Regions from separate parts of the Homo sapiens genome. Here regions 1 and 2 are each linked to region 3. A link is a loop called in an ENCODE intact Hi-C map of the cell type or tissue named here. Cell type or tissue: K562. All regions are shown on one strand. Region 1 overlaps LOC105370784 (a long non-coding RNA gene). Region 2 has its middle 15 kb from the start of THBS1. Region 3 has its middle 130 kb from the start of THBS1.

What was found. Hi-C counts contacts between places; a loop is a spot of excess contacts. Peaks named below come from ENCODE experiments on the same cell type or tissue, not always from the same donor. Only the 100,000 strongest peaks of a DNase experiment are listed, where the experiment ranks them.
Region 1: it touches region 3 in a loop (5-fold over the local background); 2 of 110 quality-filtered maps call a loop at or near these places.
Region 2: it touches region 3 in a loop (2.1-fold over the local background); 6 of 110 quality-filtered maps call a loop at or near these places.

The regions. Positions count from the first base shown.
Region 1 is chr15:39,507,213-39,515,212 of GRCh38, reverse strand. It overlaps LOC105370784 (a long non-coding RNA gene), which reads left to right. Exons shown (of 3, transcript XR_001751505.1): 2 at 1,032-1,414; 3 at 2,574-2,807. Among named protein-coding and RNA genes, the nearest start is that of THBS1, 70 kb to the left of the region's middle. In K562, a CTCF peak has its summit at 4,869 (motif pointing left); a DNase peak (open chromatin) is centred at 3,712.
Region 2 is chr15:39,561,729-39,569,728 of GRCh38, reverse strand. No RefSeq gene overlaps it. Among named protein-coding and RNA genes, the nearest start is that of THBS1, 15 kb to the left of the region's middle. In K562, no CTCF peak of the experiment used is centred here; no DNase peak of the experiment used is centred here; H3K27me3 peaks cover 2,865 bases.
Region 3 is chr15:39,451,806-39,459,805 of GRCh38, reverse strand. No RefSeq gene overlaps it. Among named protein-coding and RNA genes, the nearest start is that of THBS1, 130 kb to the left of the region's middle. In K562, no CTCF peak of the experiment used is centred here; a DNase peak (open chromatin) is centred at 4,225.

The DNA of each region.
Region 1 (8,000 bases), 55 kb before region 3:
AAAATTTGTATCATTTGCTATTTCCACCAGTAGTGTATACAAGTTCTGCTTGCTCTGCATCATTGCCAACGCTTAGTATGGTTGGTCTTTTTAATTTAAATCTTTCTGATGGATGTGGAGTGATATTTCACTGTGGTTTTCACTTACATTTCCCTGATGACCAATGATGTTAAACATCTTTATATATGATTTTAGCCCTTGATAGATACTCTTTTGAAGTGTCTGTTCAACTTTCATCGCCCATTAAAGAAAATAGGTTGTTTGTCTAGTTCAATAATTGTAAGTAATTATTGAGTTGTAAGGGTTCTCTATACATTTTGGTTACAAGTCCTTTGGATATTTTCTCCTAGGCAGTGGCTTGCCTGTCTGTTTTCTTAATGGTATTTTTCACAGAATAAAAGTGTTTAATTGTGATGAAGTAGCATTGAGCAAACAACATTTCTAATAAATGCTCCATTATTTTTACTTTCTTCCTAAGAAAAGTTTGCCCACTCCAAGGTTACAAAACTTTTCTCCTTTATCTTTTTTAGAAGTTTTGTAATTTTATATTTTGCATGGAAGTCTGTGATCCATTTCAAATTCCTTTTTGTATATGAAGAGAGTTAGGGGTCAATATTCATTTATTCCTTTATGGATAGGTAATTGATTTGGTAGCATGTGTTGGAAAGGCTATTCTTTCCTCATTAAATTGCCTTAGCACCTTAAATGAAAATCAGTTGACTATATATGTGTTGGCCTATTCTTGGCTTCTATTCTGTGTAGGGTTTGCAGTTGTCATCTGCAAGAGGTCTAGGCTATAGGGGACTCATACTTTCATAACAGAACCAGATTCCTCAAATAGGTTTTTGACATGAAGTTTATGTTTTCCATTATGAAATTAATATATTGACTCCTAAATAAAATAAAGAGCAAAAAAGTAGAAAGTAGAGAGAAACATTCACTTATTATCTCACTCTCTGAAGCAAGCTGCTTTTAAGTTGAAAAATACATGTTCTTCCAATTTTTTTCTCTCTCTCTCTCTGAATATTTAGGGAACATAATCAGAGGCAGAATCGTCTGGTGGTTAAAAGTACAATCTGGAGTTAGACTGCTTGATTTTCAATCCCAGCTCTTCCACTCATCAGCTTTGTTATCTTAGGCAAGTAACTTAATATCACTTGGCTTTGTGTTCCTCATCTCTAAAGGAAAATCTACAACATATGCTTATTTGCGAGGCGGGGTAGGGGGCCATGGGGTTGAGTTAACCTATGTGAGTCAGTTAGTGTAGTGTCTAGAACAAAAGAAATGCTCCAAAATTCTTGGCTATCCTCATCAACACCTTCATTTCTTCCATCCATTTCTAAATACAGCCATTTTCTCAGGGCCAGGTAACTAGATTGAAGCAGAGTCCATGAAGAACTAACCATGCCTCACTGTGAGTATGCTTTCATTTTAACATGGTTATCGTCTTGCTTTATACATTTTTGCATACACTTAACAGATGAAGCTGACCCTCTAGAGGGCTAGTGTTCAGATACCAGCACTGAGTTCCACATCCAGTGAAGGCGTTGGGCCTCTTGGCAGCTGTTGGGTAGTAGGGCTGAATGCCAGTTAGCAGGATGTCCACCCAACCTGTGCAGTGTTGGGAAAGTGAATGCCAACCTTCAAAGACCAGGGGGCCTCTGCAGAACTGGCTTCCAATTGCTATCTGGCTTATCCCCTGCCACCAATATGCCAGCACTTTAGCAGTGGACTTATTTAGCTCTTCAAGCCTAGAATTTCTTCTTACAAACACAATATGCAATACAAAGATGACAGGAAAGTGTCAGTAGATTTTAATTATTATGTATTTAAAAATACCCATATATTGCAAACATAGAAAATTACCTATAGGTTATTCATGCCTGGATTCACCTTCTATTGTTTTCAAGGCATGGAAATATGTCCATTTCTAGATTTTACATGTAAAAATTTGTAGTATGAGAAAGGGCAGCAAAGGTGTGATACAGCTGTGGAACCAGCTCCATGGAACAGCTGTGCTCCAGTTGTTTAGATTCCCCCAACAGGAAGACGTACAAGGTGAAATTGTGGTTCATATCATCTTTGAATCTAAAGTCTCCTGTTGATCTCAGCTTTTTTTGAGAAGATATTGTCTTTTGTAGTGTAAATCTGCAGAAGAACCTATGTAGATGAGGAAAGATGACTATTCACATAAATCCTTGGAGATTTAATGGCTGTGCTAGATTTTCTCCATTTGCACTGCTAGATCCAGCCTACCCTTCTCTGGGCTGCTCTGTGGAAGCTGATTTACAAGGATCTCATCAGTGGATATTGGGCTTGGCCATTGGGAGGCAGCAGCAAGAGATCATAGAGTGGGAGGAGAGGAAGGCTTGGGTGTTAATTTCCCCTTTTCCCTCCCTGCTCTGCTGTTCCCTGAAGGGTTTGGATCCTCTGCAGCTGGCCTCACAGCTATAGCTCTCTCACTTAGGGCTCTGGTAGCAGCTCCCTGCTTGACCCTCCAGGGAGAGGAGAGTTGGCACCTTTCTGCTGTGGCTACTTGTGGGATGCTTAACTCTCCCTGTTGGTTCTCTCAGCCACCCCTGCAGATGGCTCCTTCATGAAGATCTCCCCATTTGGAACACAACATCTGTTTCCTGCTGGGACCCTGACTGACACAAGGGTCAAAATAAGCTCCTCCATGGGAAGCATTGAGAGAGGCAGAAAATAAAGAGAAGGAAGATAATACTATCCATTCATTGCAGTCGTCTATGTGCTAAACACTGTGTGAAGCATTTTGCATGTATTCAATAAATATTTACTCAATGCTTTATGTGGGTTAAACACTAATAAATAGACAGTTTCTCTGCTCTCAGAGAGATGACACATGCAATCCTCATAACGACCCTACTATTATTATCATGACTTCTAGCATAGGAAAGTTGAGTCTCAGAGAAGTTAAGTTACTTTCCCAAGGTCACCAGCAAGTAATTGCAGAACTGGAATTCGAGCCCTGGCTGTCTGACTCTAAAGCCCACACCCTCTTCTCTCCACTGTAACAACAGCTGCTCATGTACCCTCGCAAGTCGGCAGCTGGATGAATTCCAGGAGAGGAGCTGTTTTGTTCAGCTTGGTAATGACAGAAGTGTGGGGAAAGCCTGGAGTCATCCCAAGAGAAGGCTATGGGGCTGAACTGCTTAGGGACAACTCATCGAGGATGAGCTGGTGGAGGGCTGTGATTGATGGGTGCTGAGAGGCAAAGGTGCTGTTGGCCCCAGTAGGCTGAGGATGTAGGATTCAGATTCTTGTCCCTGGACCTTCCCAGTTCTGCCAGGAGCCAGCTGTTGACAGCAGGTAGAGATGCCTCTTTTGTCGAAGTTGAAGCATTTTCCTCTGCCCTGCCAGAGGCATCTGTGTGCCATGAAAGGACTGTGTCTTTTACAGGCAGGAACCTTCACGACGAGGTCACTCTTTTCTGCAGTTTCCTGAAGGATGTGCTAAGCTCCAAGAGGAAAAATAAACTGGCTGGCATATTGTTTGGGGCTTCAGGATTCAAACCTTGGGTCCCCTTCATTTTTGTGGCTTGTTCATTAAATCCTAAAGAGAACGACCTTGGAGTGAACGAACTTCCTGAAGGGACGTTCCTGACCAGCAGCAGGAATGGTCTGAACACCCACGGCCAGCTCTCCAGGGCTCTCTCAGAGCAGCCTGCTTGCAGCGCAGCCCGTGACTCACAGCCCACTGGGACTGCAGGCTGAAGCCGCTGAGAGCTGCCTGAGTCGCCTCAGTCTTGAGGCTGGTTGAACCAGGATGAAGTTGGGGAAAGTGGGAACCCTTTTCAGAAGAACCAGGCTTCATTGTTTCTGTGGTTTATTTACAGAATCCAATGGGCTCCTCATTAGCTCAAGTTTTCTTCCCCCTTTTCCTCCTTCCTTCCATCTCTTCCTCCCTCCATGCTTCCCTTCCTTTCTTTTCCCTTTCCCCATACCATCTCTCCATTTCCTCTTTCCATTTGTCCTGCTTTCTCTCCCTCCTGTCTTCCTTGTCTCCTTTCCTTCCTTAAATAGCCACCTCAGTCAGCTTCCGGCATGAGATTAAATGCTGGAGTCAATGCTTGATGGGACTTCTTCCTTTTAAGGGTACATCTTTCTAAGGTAACCATGTGAGTGTCCCCGACACGTCATCTGTCAGGCAGATCAACAGTCACCTCCTGACACAGAAAGGCCTTGGGCTTCAAAGATTCCAATGAGGAAATTATAGGCAATTTAAATGTGGGTGTCAAACTGGAAACTTTTCTTTTGAGGGATTCAAAGAAACACACTATTTATATTCATGCCCATTTTCTATTTGCGATGAGAAAGCAGGGTATAGTAAGGCCAAGTGTATCAGCAATTGAACAACAACAAAAAATCTCATTTTTCATGGAATCAAAATACAGGGTAATTTTGAACTCTCTTTGCCACTTGGCTTTGGACAAAGCAAAGTCCGGAATCGGGAAGCCCAGGTTAGGTGTCAGGTTGTCCAACTTGTTGTGTGGGCTTCTCTTCCATTCTATTATAGCTCTGTTCACCTTTCCGAGAGCCAATCAGTTCTCTTTCAACTTTTCCACTCCATCCCCCTGTGTGACCAACCATGCAGGATTTTCCATGACCCAGAGAATAGCAGTTGATGATAGAAGTGAGAGCTTATTGCCAGGAATTTTATTTGTACAGAAACCTCTAGAGAAGCCCTTCTCCATCCCCACCCTACCCCAGTATCTATCCCATTATGATTGGCCCAACATTCATATAACACAGTCCAAGAAAATGGGCGAGTCAGTCCCCCAAAGGCTTATAACTAGAAGTGAGGGAAGGTCTAGAGCTGATGTCCCTCTCCCACGCTGCCATCTGGTGTGGACTGTGGGGTGTCCATGAATGGAGCACCTGCAGAGTGTCAGGATGCCAGGACACTCACCCTGACATCACCTGGCATGCATACAGAGCTGGGCCCCCCGCAGTTGTGAGCTCATTCTCCAGGGTGGAAAGAGGTGGATTATTTGTGTGTTTTCTGTCCAAAGATGGCTGCTCTGGGCCTGACCTTCTTGGCTTAGGGGGAGGTGATGTCACCCAGCGCTTCCTGCAGCTGCTGTAGCATGAGGAGTCACCCTCCACCCCCAGACCCCAGAGAGGCGCTGCAGTTTAGAGCCAGTGCATGTGGGTTTCATGACCAAAATGTCACTGACTTGCGGCTGCAGGAAGAAAGCGGTATTCATCATAGCAAGTGAGTTGCCAGTGGTGGCCTGATGGATAGAAAACCCGAGCGACCTGAAGTGTGGCCACGTCCAGATCCCCCGCCCTCTGGGGTGTGGTTCCCGGGAGGCCAAGTCTCAGTCTCTTTTGTGTCTGCATAGATCCACTGATTTGTTCTTAGAAAAGGTTAAAAGCTCTGAATACAACCATTGTGTCAATTTTGAAGGGTTTTTGTTGTTGTTGTTTTAAAAATTATTTTCTTATGAGCAGTGACTAATCAAGGATCCTATATTCCAGGGCGTAGTTCTCCCAATTGGTTAACTATAGAATCTCAGTCTGCAGAACAGTGAATGTGTACTAAATAAACAAACAAACCCAAACAGAAATGTAATCAAATACATTTAACAAGTGCTGAAAAATGTAAAATATAGTCACGTGGCACATAACTACATTTTCATCAATGATGGGCTGTATATGCAACAGTGGTCCCATAAGATTATGATATCTTATTTTTACTGTACTTTCTCTACTTTTAAATATGTTTAGATACACAAGTGCTTACCATTGTGCTACAGTTGCCTACAGTATTCAGTACAGTAACATGCAGAGCAGGTTTGTAATCTAGGAGCGATAGGCTACACCATCTAGCCTAGTTGTGTAGTAGGCTCTATCATCTAGGTTTGTGTAAGTGCACTCTGATGTTCACATAGGACAAAATCACCTAATGACACATTTCTCAGAAGGTATCCCTGTTATTAAGTGATACCTGATTTTATGTATATATTTTGAATATTTGAACTGTAGTAATGTATATTAGAGGATCAAAATGTCCCGCTTAATTATTTTTAAAATCTAGTATTTGGCAAGCATACTTGCCCATGCCACTGTCTAGCACACCTGTTCTATCTCGTGGAATCCACTCTAGCACATTCTATCTTAGGTGAGAAGACAAAGCTACGTATGGCTTCTCCTTTTAAAGTTTTTCTTTCTCTTTTTACCTTAACTTGTTATTCATGAAACAGACAGTAATTGAACCCACTTATTCATTCACTTACATGTTTATATATTATATTTAAAAATATATGAAATGCAGGATGCGTGAAGCTGAGTGAGGCGTGGTTCTCATCTTTGAGGACCTCACAATCCAGTGGCTAGGCCGAGGTGGCCACAGGGAAGGAAGCAGCTGTAGTTACACAGCCTGAGGTCAGGAGCAAGATCTTGCCTGGAGTCACGGATGGGGGTGGTGTGAGCAAAGGGTTGCGTGTGGGTGGAAGCTAAGGGTGGGGAGGAAAGCATGTAGGGTAGGAAGAAGACTGGGCCAGAGATGGAATTCCAAGAACCAAACACACTCATGGGCTGGACAAAGGGAGAAGAGTCTGTGAAAGAGACAGGAGACGTCAGAGGGCAGTAGGAAGCTTCCCACCGTTAGATTCAGCCTGGGCTCCCTGAGCAATGTGATGATGGCATTAATTGTCTCCCTGGGCAGGGAGAAAGAGTGAGGGTCAGTGGTGTGTAGTGGTGTGTGTGTGTGTGTGTGTGTGTGTGTGTGTGAGAGAGAATGAAGGGCAATTGGGGAGAAACTTGCTCATAAATTTTAACCAATGTGTAAACTGTTCACGAATATGACTCTGGAACTTGAATGGTCTTGTGTTTAAGAGCATGAACTGTAAAACCAGACAAATCTGGCCTTTGAATACTGGTACTGCTTCACGATGACAACAACCACAAAACTTTAAAAAAAACCATTTCTTTCTGTTTTTATTAACAAGTTTAACAGACACCTTCCTTGAATGAGGGGACATAATACAAATTATGGTGACCTATATATAAAACCTGACACCAAATTTGCACTTTTGAGAAAATGTGTATATAAAAATATGCCTTAAAATCGGCACCAAAACACAGTGCAGCAATTAACCCACAACCCCAACAGGAGTGGCCGCAAAGGCAGGTCTGGTTTGTGGACTCAGGGAGCTCTTGGTCCCACAGCCTCACAGGTGAGCCCTGTGTGAGAATGGCCTTCTCTGAAGAGGAGCCAGGAGAGCTTTTTCTTTGAAGGCAGGACCTCTGCGAGTTCCAAATGTCACAAGTGTGGCATCAAACAAAAATGGTGCTGAGAAGAAAGGCAGGAGGGAGAAGAGTTGTCTTTGCCTTAACAACAATTTTTAAGAAACCATATACCAAGGCCTCATACAATGACTGGCACATGGTAAATGCTGAATTAATGCTACATTATCATAATAATGGTGAGGAGATCACATATGAGCTATTCTTGAGATGCAGACATACTTTCCCAATGACACAGGTGGTAAGCAACTTCAAGTCACAAAAGCAAGGGTAATTTTTGAGTTTTCCCTGCTGTGGAGTATTCTCTGTCTCCTACCATTATAATTCCCTTTGACTTTATCCTATGTACAAATAAACTGTGTTAATAAAACTCCTTTTCCTGGTAGCCGTTCAAAACAAACAAACAAACAAACAAAAACAGCCACCACAACATTACCAAAGAGGAAAAAAAAACCCAGAAAAACTAGAACTTTAAATATCTCTAATGTCTCTGTCCATACCATCATAGTCCTATCTTTTTGCTCATGGGTAACTGTTTTGCCGTGATTTTAACCTCACAAATGTTCAAAGTGGCTTTAGATGGTATTGATGAAATGCTATCATTTTTTGTTCTTTTCTGGTCCTGGAGGGAAGTGCAGAATGGATGGTCACTAGAGGCTAGAGTGGCTAGTAAGGCTTTTGTAATCAGAGGGGGCTCAGTTGGTGTCTTCAGCTTCCTTCTGTGGGAGG
Region 2 (8,000 bases), 110 kb before region 3:
AGGTATAGAGATGTCTAAATTAGGCAGGTCAGCTGGTCAACCTGTGATTCCCTGGTTTTATGAGAGAGGAGATCACTATACCATAACATATCTTGCATATGCTTTCTGAAAATCTAAGGATTGGTAACTGTATCAGGTGTCTTGGCTGCAAAGATGAATTCTGGCTAGTTTAAGCAGAAAAGGGATTTATTACAAGAATTATCTGTGAGGTAACACAGAATCTCCAAAAGACAGAGAACCAGTTGAAATAATGACATTTGGCCAAACCCCATCCAACGCTGATCCTATGAGGACACTACTCAGTTTATAGGTATAAACGGAGCATTTGTTGAAGTCTCCTGAGTGTTGCTACGTAAGCAACCCTCCAGTGTACATTCTCTATTAAGGTAATTGGCTGCCCTTAGCATTGAAGCTGGCATACAGATGATATCACATTGTCTATGCTGAAATATGCAAAGAAATACAGATACTGCAAAAAAGAGCCCAATTATATGAGTCCTTTCCTCCCAGGATAAAAGCCAAAAACATACTTCACCAGCCTCCCTTGCTATTAGGCTCAGTCAATCAGATGCCCTTGCACCTGACTGATTATGGAGCTAGTGATGTAAGGAAGTGAGTGAGACAATAGCAAAGACATGGAACCAATCTAGGTGCCCATCAATGGTGGATTGGATAAAGAAAATGTGGTACACATATACCATAGAATACTATGCAACCATGAAAAGGAACAAAATCATGTCCTTTGCAGCAACATGAATGCAGCTGGAGGCTGATATTCTGAGTGAATTAATGCAGGAACAGAAAACCATATACCACATATTCTCACTTATAAGTGGGGGCTAAATATTTGGTACACATGGACATAGAGATGGCAACAATAGGCACTGGGTACTACTAGCGGGGGAAGAGAAGGAGGGGAGTAAGGGACTGAAAAACGACCTATTGGGTACTATGCTCCCTATCTCAGTGATGGATTCATTCATACCTCAAACCTCAGCGTCACACAATATACCCAGGTAACAAACCTGCACGTGAACCCCCACATCTAAAAGAAAAGTTGAAATTATATTAAAAAAGAAGAGAAGTGTATGAGACTTTGCTAATTAGCATAGTGAATATCCGAAAGGAGTTTTCACTGTGGAAACTAGTGACATTAATTAGCAAAATGAACATTAGATATGGGATATCATTATAATAAAAAAAACAATATTTAGGATACTGGTATGGGCTGAATTGTGTCCCTGCTACCAATTCATATGTTTAAGCCCTAAGCGCCAGTACCTCAGAATGTGACTATATTTAAAGATAGGATTTTTGAAGAGGTGATTACATTAAAATGAGGCCATTATTGTGGCCCTAATCCAATCTGACTGAAGTCCTTATAAGATGAGGGGATTTGGACACTCAGGGACACCAGGGATGTGCATGTACAGAGAAAAGGCCATGTGAGGACTCAGTGAGAAGATGACCATCTGCAAAACAAGGGGAGAGACCTCAGGAGAAACCAAGCCTGCCAACACCTGGATCTTAGCATTCCAGCCTCCAGCACTCTGGGAAAATAAATTTCTATTGTTACCAGCCTGTGGTCCCTCACAAACTAATACTGCTACCTCGATTGGCTAAAATATTAGAGCCCTTCCTGTTTTTAATGAAGAGGGTATAAGGCTCCAGCAAAGACTGCAGCCTTTTTCTTAGGGATAGTGCCTGAGACTTGATCGCTAACTGGCCCAGTGTCCACCCACTTAGTTGGAGAATTCCAAGTTGCCCGGCATGGCCTAGGAACCTTCCAGAATCCTGCCTCGGGCATGTTGCCATGTCTGCCTTGAGAAAATGTTTCAGTCAAGGTGGTGCTGAGAGCCCCTAAAAGGACAGAAAATGGGACTTCTTTGAGCTAACCAAACGTGTTGTATGAATTGTTAATAAGCAATTGTAAAGTAAATGTCTGTATATGGAGCAAAAAATTGGTTTAAGACTTGGTTTCCGTATTTGGTAGTGTGATAACGGGCATGCCTCGCCTCATGTGTGGCCACACTGGTTTGGGTCAGTTCATGGCGGGTGTTCACCAGTGCTGAGCAGCCATTACAATGACAAGTCTCTATCTTAGTGACCAAATGGGGACATGAACTCCATGACAAATCTCAGGCCTTAGTTTTCTGTGACCCAAATAATGGCCTCTATGTCAACTTTTAAATGAGGTTGTCCTTTCAATTAAGCCCTTATTTATGTTTTTCTTTCCTTTGGAATTGAGATTCTCAAAATATGTGCCACAAAACATTCTCAAAAATAGCTTTCTGTGATTAAATAAGTTTGGGAAACAGTTAAATGCCCTCTCTCCTTTCTTGGAGATACAGAACCTATTAGCATCACATTAAAGATCTGGAGAAGTCGGCCGGGCGCGGTAGCTCATGCCTGTAATCCTAGCACTTTGGGAGGCTGAGGCAGGTGGATCACCTGAGGAGTTTGAGAACAGCTTGGCCAACATGGTGAAACCCCATCTCTACTAAAAATACAAAAATTAGCCAGGCATGATGGTGCGGACCTGTAATCTCAACTACTACTTGAGAGGCTGAGGCAGGAGAATCACTTGAACCTGGGAGGTGGAGGTTGCAGTGAGCTGAGATTGCACCACTGCACTCCAGCCTGGGTAACAGAGCAAGACTCCATCTCAAACAAAACAAAACAAAACAAAACAAAAAAGCATCAACAACAAAAAGATCTAGAGAAGTCTATAGTAAAGAAACCTGTTCAAATTTACTTAACCTAGCATTACTCACGTGACCACAGATCATTTTTCCCCTTTTGGAGTACGCTGTTAAGTGGGGGGCTGGGAATGGGTGGAAATGGTTAATGGGTACACAAAATAGAAAGAATGAATAAGACAACGGGTGAATATAGTCAATAACTTAACTGTACATTTTAAAATAATGTATGGAGTGTAACTGAATTGTTTGCACTCAACGGATAAACGCTTGAGGGGACGGATAACCCAGTTGCCATGGTATGCTTATTTTACATTGCATGCCTGTTTCAAAACATCTCATGTACTCCATAAATATATACACCTACTATGTGCCTACAATAATTTTTTAAAAGAAATAAAATTTGCAAAAAAAAGAGAGAATACCTGTTAATATCCCAAGGAACTGTTGTTCTGCGGGACACTCTTATTTATTTATTTATTTATTTTTTGAGACGGAGTCTCACTCTGTCACCCAGGCTGGAGTGCAGTGGCGCGATCTCAGCTCACTGCAACCTCCTGGGTTCACTCCATTCTCCTGCCTTAGCCTCCCTAGTAGCTGGGACTACAGGCGCCCGCCACCACACCCTGCTAATTTTTTGTATTTTTTAGTAGAGACGGGGTTTCACCATGTTAGCCAGGATGGTCTCGATCTCCTGACCTCGTGATCCGGCTGCCTTGGCCTCCCAAAGTGCTGGGATTACAGGCGTAAGCCACCGCACCCGGCCTCTGCGGGACACTCTTATCTAAAATGTGGTTCTAGAAGGGTATTTGTGCCTGTGATTAGATTTGCCCCTTTTCTTTTTCACACAATGTCTTTCACTATTCAAACATGCAGTCAAGTTGAGCTCAGCAAGACATAGTTTTAAATCTATGTGAAATAAGTAATTGATGAAATGACTCATATGCCATCTCCTTTGATTCAGTGGTTTTTCTTTGAGTGGCCAAGAGCTTGCTTGGGAGTCACACAATGTGCGATGTATCAGAACCCGGGAAGACATCCCTGCAGGCATGCTGGAAAGGTTGGTCTCAGGCTGGTTAATGACTTCAAATGGCAATCCCAGGCTCTACATGCAGTAATCCTACTCCTAGTTGTTTAAATTCAAACACTTATTCTCTTAAATACTCATTATTTTCTAAAATTCAAATGAAATAAAGTAAAAGTATATAAAATTAAAATGGCACAAGCCAGAAATTTCTGGATGCAGATAAGACAAGAAAAACAATGAGCGAAACCCTCTTCATTGTTCCAAAGGCAGGGGCACACATTTGGAATTGTCCTTGAAGATGGGCACCCGTTCAGTATTGGGAAAATCCTGGGCTGGCAAAGGGTAGTTGCATTTGAAGTGAGAAATGTGTTCCAAAGAAAAGACAAAGAATAGCCATTTCTAGACAATGCTGTAGCTAAGGCTTATATAAACCATGAGGGGTAGGGTGGCATTTAAGGATGTTTCCATGCCAGATTTCTCCTCAGGAGTGTGTGCCTTACTTTGATACACCGAAGCATTAGCAAAACCCCAAGCAAACAGCTGTCTTCAGAGTCCTAATTGTGGGTCTCCCATGATAGGACAGTATGAAAAACAGCAAGAGAAAAAACATCCTTCTCTAGGATCATGTTTTAAATATGTATAGATACATGTGTCTGTGTGTATAATTGTATGTTTAATTTGTAGATCATGACTACAATGTGTTTTATTCTCCTCTTGGGAACACGCATCAACCTACTTCTCTCTCATATACATAAATGCCATCAGGGCAACTACTCAAGCAGAATCCTAGCAGCCACCCCGATTGCTGCTGCTTCTCCACCTGCTACACTCAGTCTATCAGCAGCTGCTGTTGCCTGCAAAGTGACCCCAGATCCACTCATTTCTATTTCCATTGTTATGACCTAGCCCAAGATACCAACACCTCATGTAGATCACTGCAGTTCCTGTTAATTTGTCATTCTGTAATGGCAGAACCAATTCAACGTTGTCAGTAACAAAATGATGAGTTTTTCAGTGCAAGGGACCCCCAGGTTGCTGGTCACATTACCTGAGCATGCCCAAATGAACTAAGGGTACCTGATTCAGGACCCTGGAGCCAGCTGGAATAAAAAAGTCAATGATGTGTGGAACCCAAGTGCTTGGATCAAGGAGCAAGGGCCAAATTAAGAAGCAAGGGGTGCCCTGTTTTGCTGCCGTATGGACTTAACCAAAGACCTGGCGTGACTTCTTTGCATGATCCAATCAGATCATGCCTTGTTTCATTTTCCTGTCCCTTGCATTGTTGCTGTTTGCCTGGAAAACCTGCTCTCAAACCCTTGTTCAGGAAGACAGATTTGAGTGTTGGCTCCTGTCTCCTTGGCAGTTGACTTGCAATAAAGCCCTTTCTTTTCTCAAAAGCTGGTGCCATAGTACTGACTTCTGTGTACCTTAGGCAGTGAGGCCATTGTTTGGCAACATTCCTGCTGATGATTTTGGGTAAAACAGTTACTCTCTTGATTCAATTTGCTTCTGGTAAAATAGGGGTAATAATAGTTTCTACTTCCTAGGATAGCAGTGAGGTTTAAATGAGAAAAGGATATCCAATATTTAGCAGAATGCCAGGGCTATGGTGAGTTCTCAACAAATATTAATATTTTTTACCACTACTGCAATATATCCTCAATTCCAAGGAGTATTTCCATTGGAGATTTTAATGTCAATAGTGAAATCTCTTGAGCATGTGCTATAAAATACCTTATTTTTCTGTGTAGCTAATACGATATTAAATGCCATGATTGTATGTTTACAGACTGTTAGTTCACTGACATATTTTGGGGATTCATGCGAGAATTTCTATAACTGAAGTTTAGGGATGACAAATGCTAAATATACATAAAGTATCACTCCTAAAATGTTATCGTCTTTCACTGGGGAGTAGTAACTAACTCATATATTGACTTTTGCACAGGCAGAAGCCAGGTTGAGGATTAGAGGAGTTTATATAAAAAGATTAAGACAAACTGGAGAACTGAGAATTAAGAGCATCTTCCAAATGCTACTCACTATGCCTCTATGCATCTTTATTATAAATTTAGGATTCTGAGGCTAATGAGATTCCAAGATCCCAATTCAGAAGTCTCACGATAGGACTGAATTCACAAAGCAGCATCTACTTATTGGAAGAGTCTATTAGTTCTATAAGGGACTATTATAACATTATCTTGACAAATTCCAGGGTTAGGAAATTGCAAATTACATGCTTATCAGTTAAACTCTGAATCTTGTAAGGCTGCCCACGTTTTGAAGATCTGATAATCAGATTGTTGTTCTCCTACAGTCCAGATACGTTCTGAGAGTTGTGTCCTTCCTTAGGCGATTTCATCTTTGTGTGAACATCATAGAGTGAACTTACACACACCTGGATGGTATAGGCTATTACATGCCTAGGCTATATGGTATAGCCTATTGTTCCTGAGCTACAAACAAGTACAGCATGTTACTGTACTGAATATTGTAGGAAATTGTAACACAATGGTAAGTATTTGTGTAGCTAAACATATCTAATCTTAGAGGAGATACAATAAAATACAGTATTATAATCTTATGAGTCTACTGTCATATATGCAGTCCATGGTGGACAAAAGTCATTAGGCAGCACATGAATATATTTTGCCAGAGGCCTTCCTTGTCTAAGGTGGCATCTTGGCATTTCTAAGCAACTAATTTGATGATAGTTTTCAAATGCCGTTCATCAATGATGATGGATAACTTTGGTTTATGGACTGTGGATAAATGATGTCAATCAAACCAATTAAATTCAATCTTAAGGAACGAGACTTTCAATCAATTGATCTTTTTATCTTATAATGCCAAAAACCCATTTGTGATATTTCTTATCTTAAATTGACTAGTTTTAAAAATGGATGTATTGAGTACATATTTTGGCTATTTACTATGGATATCGGAAGGCAGAAAGTAAGTTCTAGGACATGGTCATGCTATGACCTAGCTCAAACTATGCATGAATGAAGCTTTGTGTTGTATATTGATTATGGAGCAGAGAAAAGAAGAAACAACTTCTTTATTTTGATACCTTTAGAAGAAGCACACAGACCAAGCCTCTGGATAGGATGATCTATTGCTAATTCACAGGTTAGAGGAGGCACAACTATAGGACACCAACTATAATACTGTTGACAGGATTGTTGTATGTTTATATGAATGGCCCAAATGCTAATCTGTGTATTAAAAGCAATCCCTCATGTTCTTATTAGAGAGAGGTAGAAAATGGAGGTATAGGGGCACATGAGTGAGGTTATTGCACACTGCAGACCGGTGCACTGGTTCCTGAATGCCTTCTCCATCCAGAGTCCACTTTATGTGATTTCATGCCCCAGGCCTGCCGACAAGGGCCTGATAGAGGCTGTGGTGGAAGAGCCTGTTCTGTTTGGGATGGTGAGGATTGAATGACTCCATTTTCCTCACAGTAAAGAGTTGCCTTGTATATTGTATTAGACAGGGTTCTCCAGAGAAGCAGAACCAATAGAATTTCTCTTTCTCTCTAAGAGCGGGGTACATGAGCTTTGACTCATGTTATTCTGGAGGCTGGGAAGTCTCATGATATTCCAGGTGGAAGCTGGAGAACCAGGGAAGCTAAAGGTATAATTCAGTCTGAGTCTAAAGGCCTGAAAACTGGGGGAGATGATGGTATAATTCTCAGTCCGAGGTTAACGGCTTGAGAATCTGGGGGGTGGGAGGCACTGGTGTAAATCCCTGAGTCCTAAAGCCCCAGAACCTGGAGTTCTGATGTCTGCGGGCAGGAGAAGGTGGATGTCCCAGATCCAGGAGGGCAAATTCGCCCTTTCTCTGCCTTTTTATTCTACTTTGGCCCTTGATGGATTGGATGATGCTCACCCTTCTTGGTGAGGGCAATCTTCCTCACTCAGTCCTCTGATTCAAATGCTAATCTCTCAGAAACACCCTCACAGACATACTCAGAAATATTATTTTACCAAGCACCTGAGTATCCATTAATCCAGTCAGGTTTATACCTAAAATTAACCATCACATATAAGAAATGCAATACATCTCAAATGAGGAAAGATTGAATGATACCTTTGGCTTTTGACACAATTAAAAATGGTTTACCAGGCTGAATTATTTAGTAATTACTTAGTATTTATTGAATATATGGCCATTTTGTTATTATTCAATGTTATAAAAGGCAGTGTCTTTTCTAGACCATAGATTACCCAAATTTTGTGAAGCAGGTAAGATTTGACAATGAACTATTG
Region 3 (8,000 bases):
ATCTGCCAGTGTCTTGACCTTGGACCTCCCAGCTTTCAGACTGTAAGAAATAAATTTCTGTTGTTTATAAGCCATCCTGTCTGTGTTATTCTGTTATGACAACCTGAACAGACTAAAACAGATGATGTAATAATTCCACACTCAACTGTAATAATTAGTAATAGAATAAAATATCTAGGAATACAGCTAACCGGGGAGGTGAAAGATCTCTACAACAAGAATTATAAAACACTGCTCAAAGAAATCAGATGACAAAAACAAATGGAAAAACGTTCCATGCTCATGGATAGGAAGAATCAATATTGTTAAAATGGCCATACGGCTCTAAGCAGTTTATAGATTCAATACTCTTCCTATATCAAACTACCAGTGACATTCTTTACAGAATTACAAAAAACTATTTTAAAATTTGTATGGAACCAAAGGGACCTTGAATAGGCAACGCAGTCCTAAGCAAAAAGAACAATACTGGAAGCATCATGTTAAGGAAGTTTATACTATAATAAAAGACTATAGTAACCAAAACAGCATGGTACTTGTACAAAAACAGACACATGGATCAATGGAACAGGATTGAGATCCCAGAAATAATGCTGCACACCTGCAACTATTTGATCTTCTACAAAGTTGACAAAAACAAGCAACAGGGAAATAACACCCTATTCAATAAATGGTGCTGGGATAACTGGCTAGCCATGTGCAGAAGATTGAAACTGGACCATATACAAAAATCAACTGAATATGGATTAAAGGTTTAGATGTTAAACGTAAAAGTATAAAAATCCTGGAAGATAACCTAGGAAATACCATTCTGGATATAGGACCTGGCAAAAATTTCATAACAAGCCAAAAACAATTGCAGTAAAAACAAAAATGGTTAGATGCGACCTAATTAAACGAAAGAGTTTCTGCAGAGTGAAAGAACTATCAATAGAGTAAACAGACAACCTACAGAATGGGAGGTGTAATATCCAGAAGTATATAAGGAACTTAAGCCAAAAACAACCCCATTAAAAAGTGGGCAAAGGACATGAACAGATGCTTTTCAAAAGAAGACATACACATGGACAACAAGCACATGATAAAATGCTCAATATCACTAATCATTAGAGAAATTCAAAGCAAAACCACAAACAGGTACCATCTCACACTAGTTAGGTTCCCTATTATTAAAAAGTCAAAAAATAAAAGATGCTGGTGAGGTTGTGGGGAAAAAAAAACACTTATACACTGCTGGTGGAAATGTAAACTAGTTCAGCCACTGTGGAAAGCAGTTTGGTAATTTCTCAAAGAACTCAAAGCAGAACTACCACTGGGCCCAGCAATTCCATTATTGGGTATATACCCAAAGGAATAGAAATCATTCTACCATAAAGCCACATACATGTGTATGTTCATCACAGCACTATTCACAACAGCAAAAATGTGGAATCAATCTTGCTGCCCGTCAACAGTAGACTGAATAAAGAAAATGTGGCGCATACATACTGTGGAACACTATGCAGCCATAAAAAGGAATGAGAACATGTCCTTTGAACAAATGTGGATGGAGCTAGAGGCCTTAATCCTAAGCAAACTGACACTGGAACAGAAAACCAAATATCACGTGTTTTCACTTATAAGTGAGACCTAAACATTGAGTACACAAGGACACAAAGAAGGGAACAGCAGACACCAGGTCATACTTAAGGGTGCAGGAAGAATGAATAAACTACTTGTCATGTGCTATGCTGATTACCTGGGTGGCAAAATAATCTGTACACCAAACCCCTGTGACTTACAATTTACCTGTATAACAGACCTGAACACGTACCCCTGAACCTAAAAGTTAAAAAAAAGAAATTGTGGTGTATATATACATACACACAATACATACAATGAAATATTATTCAGCCTTAAAAAAATAAGGAGATTCTGTCATTTGGAACAACATGGGTGAACCTGGAGGACATTATGCCAAGTGAAATCGGCCCGAAACAGATATAAAAATACTGTGTGACTGCACTTACAAGTGCAGAGATCCAAAAAAAGCTGAATGTGTAGAAATAGAGTAGAATAGTGGTTACCATGGGCAGCAGGGAGGAGCGGATGGAGGGAGATGTAGGTTAAAGCGTATGAAGCTGCAGTTATGTAGGATAAAGAAGTCTAGAGAGCTAAAGTACAGCACGAGGGCTATAGTTAGTGTTGTGTTGTGCACTAAAAATTTGCTAAGAGAATAGATTTTAGGTATCTTATCACAAAAATAACTATGTGAGACAATAGACATGTTAATTCATTTCACAATAGTAATGATTTCACCATGTAGTTGTATATCAAAACATGTTGTAAAAAAAAATTCTGAGGTGCCTTGGGGACCCCCCATTCATAGAAAGACATCAGTTTGTTTCCTAAGGCACACTGAACATTACATTTCTTATATCTTATAAAGAAAAGATTCTTGGTGACTTTCCTTCTACTCACACACCCGCTTTGTGCCTGGTGTGTGCAGAGCAGTGAGCTTGTGGGGCACAGTCTATCCCTTCGGGAAGATGCTAGAGGCAAACTGTGAAGAGTGCAGCATGGATATGAGGCAGAATGTGATCAGGCTCTGGGCAAACAGGATGAAATGTAAACTGAGTGTCCGGTGGCCAAACCAAGGCCTCCTCTTCCCAGCTGAGCCTCAAGTCCCTGCGTGGACAGCTGGTCACCGCCACTCTCATATCTTCAGAGCTGTGAGGATGGAAGTCCTTGTGGTTTCTGGGAGTCTGTTGATGCAGCCCTTGCCTCTGTAGCTTAAAGTAGAGTCCGAGTGTGAGCCAATCTTCCTGATGGGTTAATACATAGATGCAAATCCTTTTTTCTGAACTTACGGACAAGTATTATCCACCAAGAACTCTGTCTTAGGGCTGCTTTACTAAGAATATATTAAGCCATTAAGGACTACTGATTTCTAATATTCAAAACATGATTAGGTAAGAATTCTTGTTGTCATACATTTGACATATTGCAAAGTTCTCACTGGGCCTGCCAGATCAGAACTATAGTCTCTGCCAGAAAAAAACAAAAAAAAAAACCACTCCCACCATGGCCACCGCCACTGCCAACAACAAAACTCGAAAGTGCATGCTTGCTCTATTGCTGCAGAACAGTGCTTCTTCAAATAAGAAGAAACGCCTTCATATAACTTCACTTTCAAAATCTGGAGATGTAGGTCCGATTGTCTATAGACTGTATTCTTGAGATGAAACATTTGAAACTCTTCACAATACTAGTTGACTTTGCCCAGATTTAAATTCTGCCACTCTCCCATCATGTCACTCTTTGGCTTGCTGACTATATCCGCCTCTCACACTCATCATGCACACACTACCTTCTTCATGCTTTGCTGAAGCCATAATCTCCATGTGGGAGTGTCTACCTGCTCTTACATCTTCATGCATGTGCTTGAATGTGTAGACACACATCCACATGCCTCCTGACTCTGTGGAGCTTGACTGTGTGGTGACAACATGTATAAAGATGTATTGCAGCCTCTTATGGTTCTCTTGTATAGCTTTTACATCTGTGTGAACTTTTGGGTTCAGGAAAGCTGGGTTTTTCTGAGTTCCATTGTGCAATTGGACAAACGCTTACTGCTTTGTTTTCTGTAAAATGACAATAATCCCTTTCATCAGGTGAAGTTTACTAAGTATTTGTAGGGATTTGCAGATAAAAGAATTAATTTAATGAAATGAGTGTTGTGTAACTTGCCCAATGAGCCAAATACTTTCTTGCTTTTGTTTCTGATTTTTGTGTGGTGCATGTGTGTAGTTTGTGAGAGAAAGACATAATGTGGAATGTATATTGTTTCATGCTTTCCCATGAGCTCGGTCAAATGGACTTTGTATGATATTTACATTTCATTCTGTGTAGTATAGAAAACACTGTTTGGTCAGTGACACATTTCCAACAAGTGACAGCTCTGGGAGAAACATGTTTTTAGGAATGTACAAGATTGCACAGGAGAGCTATAAAGTTTGATTAGTCCATACAGTACTGTGTACTTTGCAAACAGAGTGAGACAGACGTTTGGCTCAATTTCATTTAAAAGGTATTTTCCTCAGATCTATACACTGAACCATATGACTATGTTTTTTTCATAACTCTCTTCCCCCATGTGTTATCCATTATGGATTGAGAGGACTGCAAACACCGAAGCCAGCGTGAGTCAGCAAAATTTATATGCAGATCATACGCCCACTCAGTGGGGCTTTCCCCAGTCTGTCCTGACCATCACACCCAAGATGGCCCTCCAGTATTTGGAACTAGATTCTGGTACTCTTGGATGTAAATGCTAGGCCATCAAACTGTGTCTCTTGGCTACTATTCCTTTTGGGCCTTTTACTTACAATGTCATGCTGGGAAGCATCCAATTATTGACTAGAAAAATACACTTTTTAAAAAAGTTTGAGATAAATTATCATTACTCAAGAAATATTTGTGCATCTCATATGGGCTAGGCACTGTGCAGGGTACAAAGGACATAAAGGTGAACAAGAAGAATCTTTGTTCTTCAAGATGTGTGACTAACTGATGGGTGCAGGAAAGGCTCATTGAGAAGGTGACATTTGAGTTGGGTCTTGAAGGGCGAGGAGTGTTTCACTAGTTTCAACCTTACAGGTAGAAGCTAAAGATGATCTTGCTTCATTGCAGATAGAATAAATTGATGTTCCAAAATCTAACTTGTTTGGCAGAGGGTAAAACATAAGATTTATTGGATAGTTCCAAGGCAGTCAGTGATCAAATATAATCTACTCTGTGTTACAGTTATAAGCAAATATTGATAAGACACGATGTTTTCCTATCTAAGAATTTCCCAAAAATAGGGCAATAAAGAAGTCATAAGAGGTCTCAGGGCCCATTAAAAGGCTTCCAGCAGAATATTTCACAATACAGGCAGCTCTCACTTTGCAGAGTTCTGATATGTGTGGATTTCAGTTACCACGGTTTGCTTCAATAACACCAGTCCCTAACAGCATGGTTCAAATTTCAGTTACCCTGGTATATTAACCGTGAGTGATTGCATGAAGCACAGACTATGCTGCTGCCTCTGCAGAAGAAAAATTGCTACATCAGTGACAGATGCCCTTCATAATCTGTCACCAATCTGTGTCTCCTTGTCACTAGTAATAAATTCATGTGACATTTTATAAAAATGAATGTTAGAAAATGGGAATTGACCACTAAAGATAAAAATAAAGCAAAGAACAAAATTTGATAATGATGAATGTAAAATTTGAATCAAATGTCAATGGAATTAGAAGAAATAGCTGACTGTGGAATTGGTGACCTTGCTGCTGACACTCTAGATATGCAGCCAGGGAAACTTAGTAAAGATGGACTTATGCACGTAAAGGAGGAGAGTGGCTGTGACGAAAAAGATGAAAATGTCCCAGAGGAAGTGACGCTCAAAAGAAATCACTTCATGTTAAAGGAACTCTTGGAGATATTTCACAACATTGAAAGCACAAAGGATAAAATGTTGGAAACTAACCCAAATTTAGAAAGAAGCATTACACTTTGCCAAGGCATAGAAAAGATGCTCATTCCATAATTGTACCATGAGAAAAAGAAGGCAAGCCCTGTTCAAACTACTGTGGGTAACATTTTTTTTTTTTGCAAAGAAATAAAATATTTTAATTCTAATTATTTCTAATACTTAAATAATAGTGTACTAAATAAATATAATTTTATCTTTTCATTTACATATATATAACAAACAGGAGGTGTTTTTAATGCTTTGACAACATTTTTTAAAGGCTGTGGAATAATTATAATTTTCCTCATTGATTATTCAGATCACTTTACATGGTTTCATCTTGCACAGTCATTTCTATGGTCTGTGCTGTCGTGCAAAGCAGGGACTTCCTGTATTTTGATTAAGACCAAAGACACGAAGTACCAGTAAAAGCCCATAATGGGGAAATACACGAATCTGCTTCTGTTGACAATTTCATTCGTAAAATGAAGTCTGTTTACATAGGGTGCCTTGCCTTTTTTACATTTCAGAGCTCTTGCATTTCACAGGGCAGGAGACATGTCCCTGATGCAACACCAATTTTAACAAATTGTGTATAAATTTTGCTGAATAGACTGTTTTTATTTGGCCCCCTAAAGACTTTCCCAGTTGCTGTTTGGATCTGTTACCAGTGTTCACCTTCATGAAGGGCAGCCGTATGTTCTGTCCAGGATGGGATATGCTTTTCCAGTTGTAGGTCATGTACTTGTGGAGTCACTGTTGTAAGGGACACCTGTTCTTGCCTGTTCAGGGTCCATTTCCCGATATGCTGGTAATAGTCACCCACTTTGGGATATGCATTTCTCCATGGTTTACAGTATTGGTGGGATTCTGTCCAAGTGCCTCACGCTTCCTTAGCCTTTCTGTCTGGAATTCAAATACTGAATAGAGTGACCACTGTGGCTGTTTCCCAAGCAGGTGTACCCTGCAGTGCTATCCATGGCTTTTGTTCCCTAGATCCCCAGAAATACCTTAATTTCCTTTCCTTCGGAGTCCATTCTTCAATTTTCCCCTAAATTTTCTAGTCTATCTTGTGTTCTTCCAATAGATTTCTATTTTTTTTTCCCCGACTTGGGAGGCTGAGGCAGGAGAATTGCTGGAACCCAGGAGGTGGAGATTGCAGTGAGCCGATATTGTGCCATTGCACTCCAGCCCGGGCGACAACAGCGAGACTCCATCTCAAAAACAAACAAACAAAAAAAGTAAACTGTGTTTTGTTCTTAAACTGGGCCTAGTTAAAAAGTAAAGGCAAACCTTAAAACTTTTATGTAAAATAATAAGCATGAGATATGTTTCAAAATCTTAACAACTCAAAGGTTAAGAAAATATCTGAGACATCTGGCTCAGTTCAAGAGATTTCATCCTCTCCTCTTTCTCCAAATGGAGAGTTTTGCTGGGGCAATAACCCCAAACTCGCAAAAATGTAACTATATCTAAAAAATGTGAGCATACTGGAGATTCGGTCTTTTGTTCACTCAAGGTCCAAGTGACATTAGAAAGAAATATCTTGCCACAGATTTTACTTACTTATTAAATTATTTGTTAAACACTTGTATGGCAGGCACTGTTCAAAGCACTTGGGAAAATTCAGTCAAGAAACCAGGCAAAAATCCCTGCTCTGTGTTAGCTCCCATTATAGTGAGTGAAAACCTAAATGGAAATTTTCTTGGTCATCATTAATTAATTTGATCTAGAAACTATTGGGTATAGACCAAGTAAAATATAGATAAGATACAGGTCAAGTAAAATTTTATTTGAGATTTTGATTTCTACATCCAATAGAAACCAAACCCAAACAAATAGCTTTCAGAAGTGTCAAATTCTTTTCACATTTCTGGCTTTTCCACTGATTTTTCTCTTTTATCAATCATGGCCAAAATTGGAAGACAATCATGTCTAGCCTGGGTGAATTTAGAATCTCACTAAGAGATTCTACAGTGTCTGGTGCCTAGGGCTTGGCAAAAGACCCTTCACACTTTGTTGCTCAATCAACATTGGATGATGGACATTTCTGACCTGAAGATGGATTTCTCAATAGTAGATACTAGTAATCCTGCCCTGGGAGGAGAAAAGGGATTTTTCCTGCTCTTCCTTCCCCCGTTTATGGAATAAAAGGAAAATGACTATGGAAATTAATAACCGGAAGACATTTTACTGGCTCAGTTTCAAGATATTAAAAAAGGGATGGGTTCTTTGGCGTTCAGTATTAATTCTAACATCTCTGACTGCATTTGGACAGTTAGCTCGTGCTGTTAAGAGACAGTTGAATGTAAACAACTTAGTTTTTCTGAAGCTGCCAAACTCCATTACGAATACCTAAAGGTATATATCTTGAAAACAACCCATTGCCCTGCTTGTAGAATCGTGTTACTTACACGTTGTTCAGTAGAAACTGTGAAATCTGATGGAAAACACTGAAGATTGGAAGCTAGTGGGCACCTAAAATTTAGTTCTGGATTTGCCA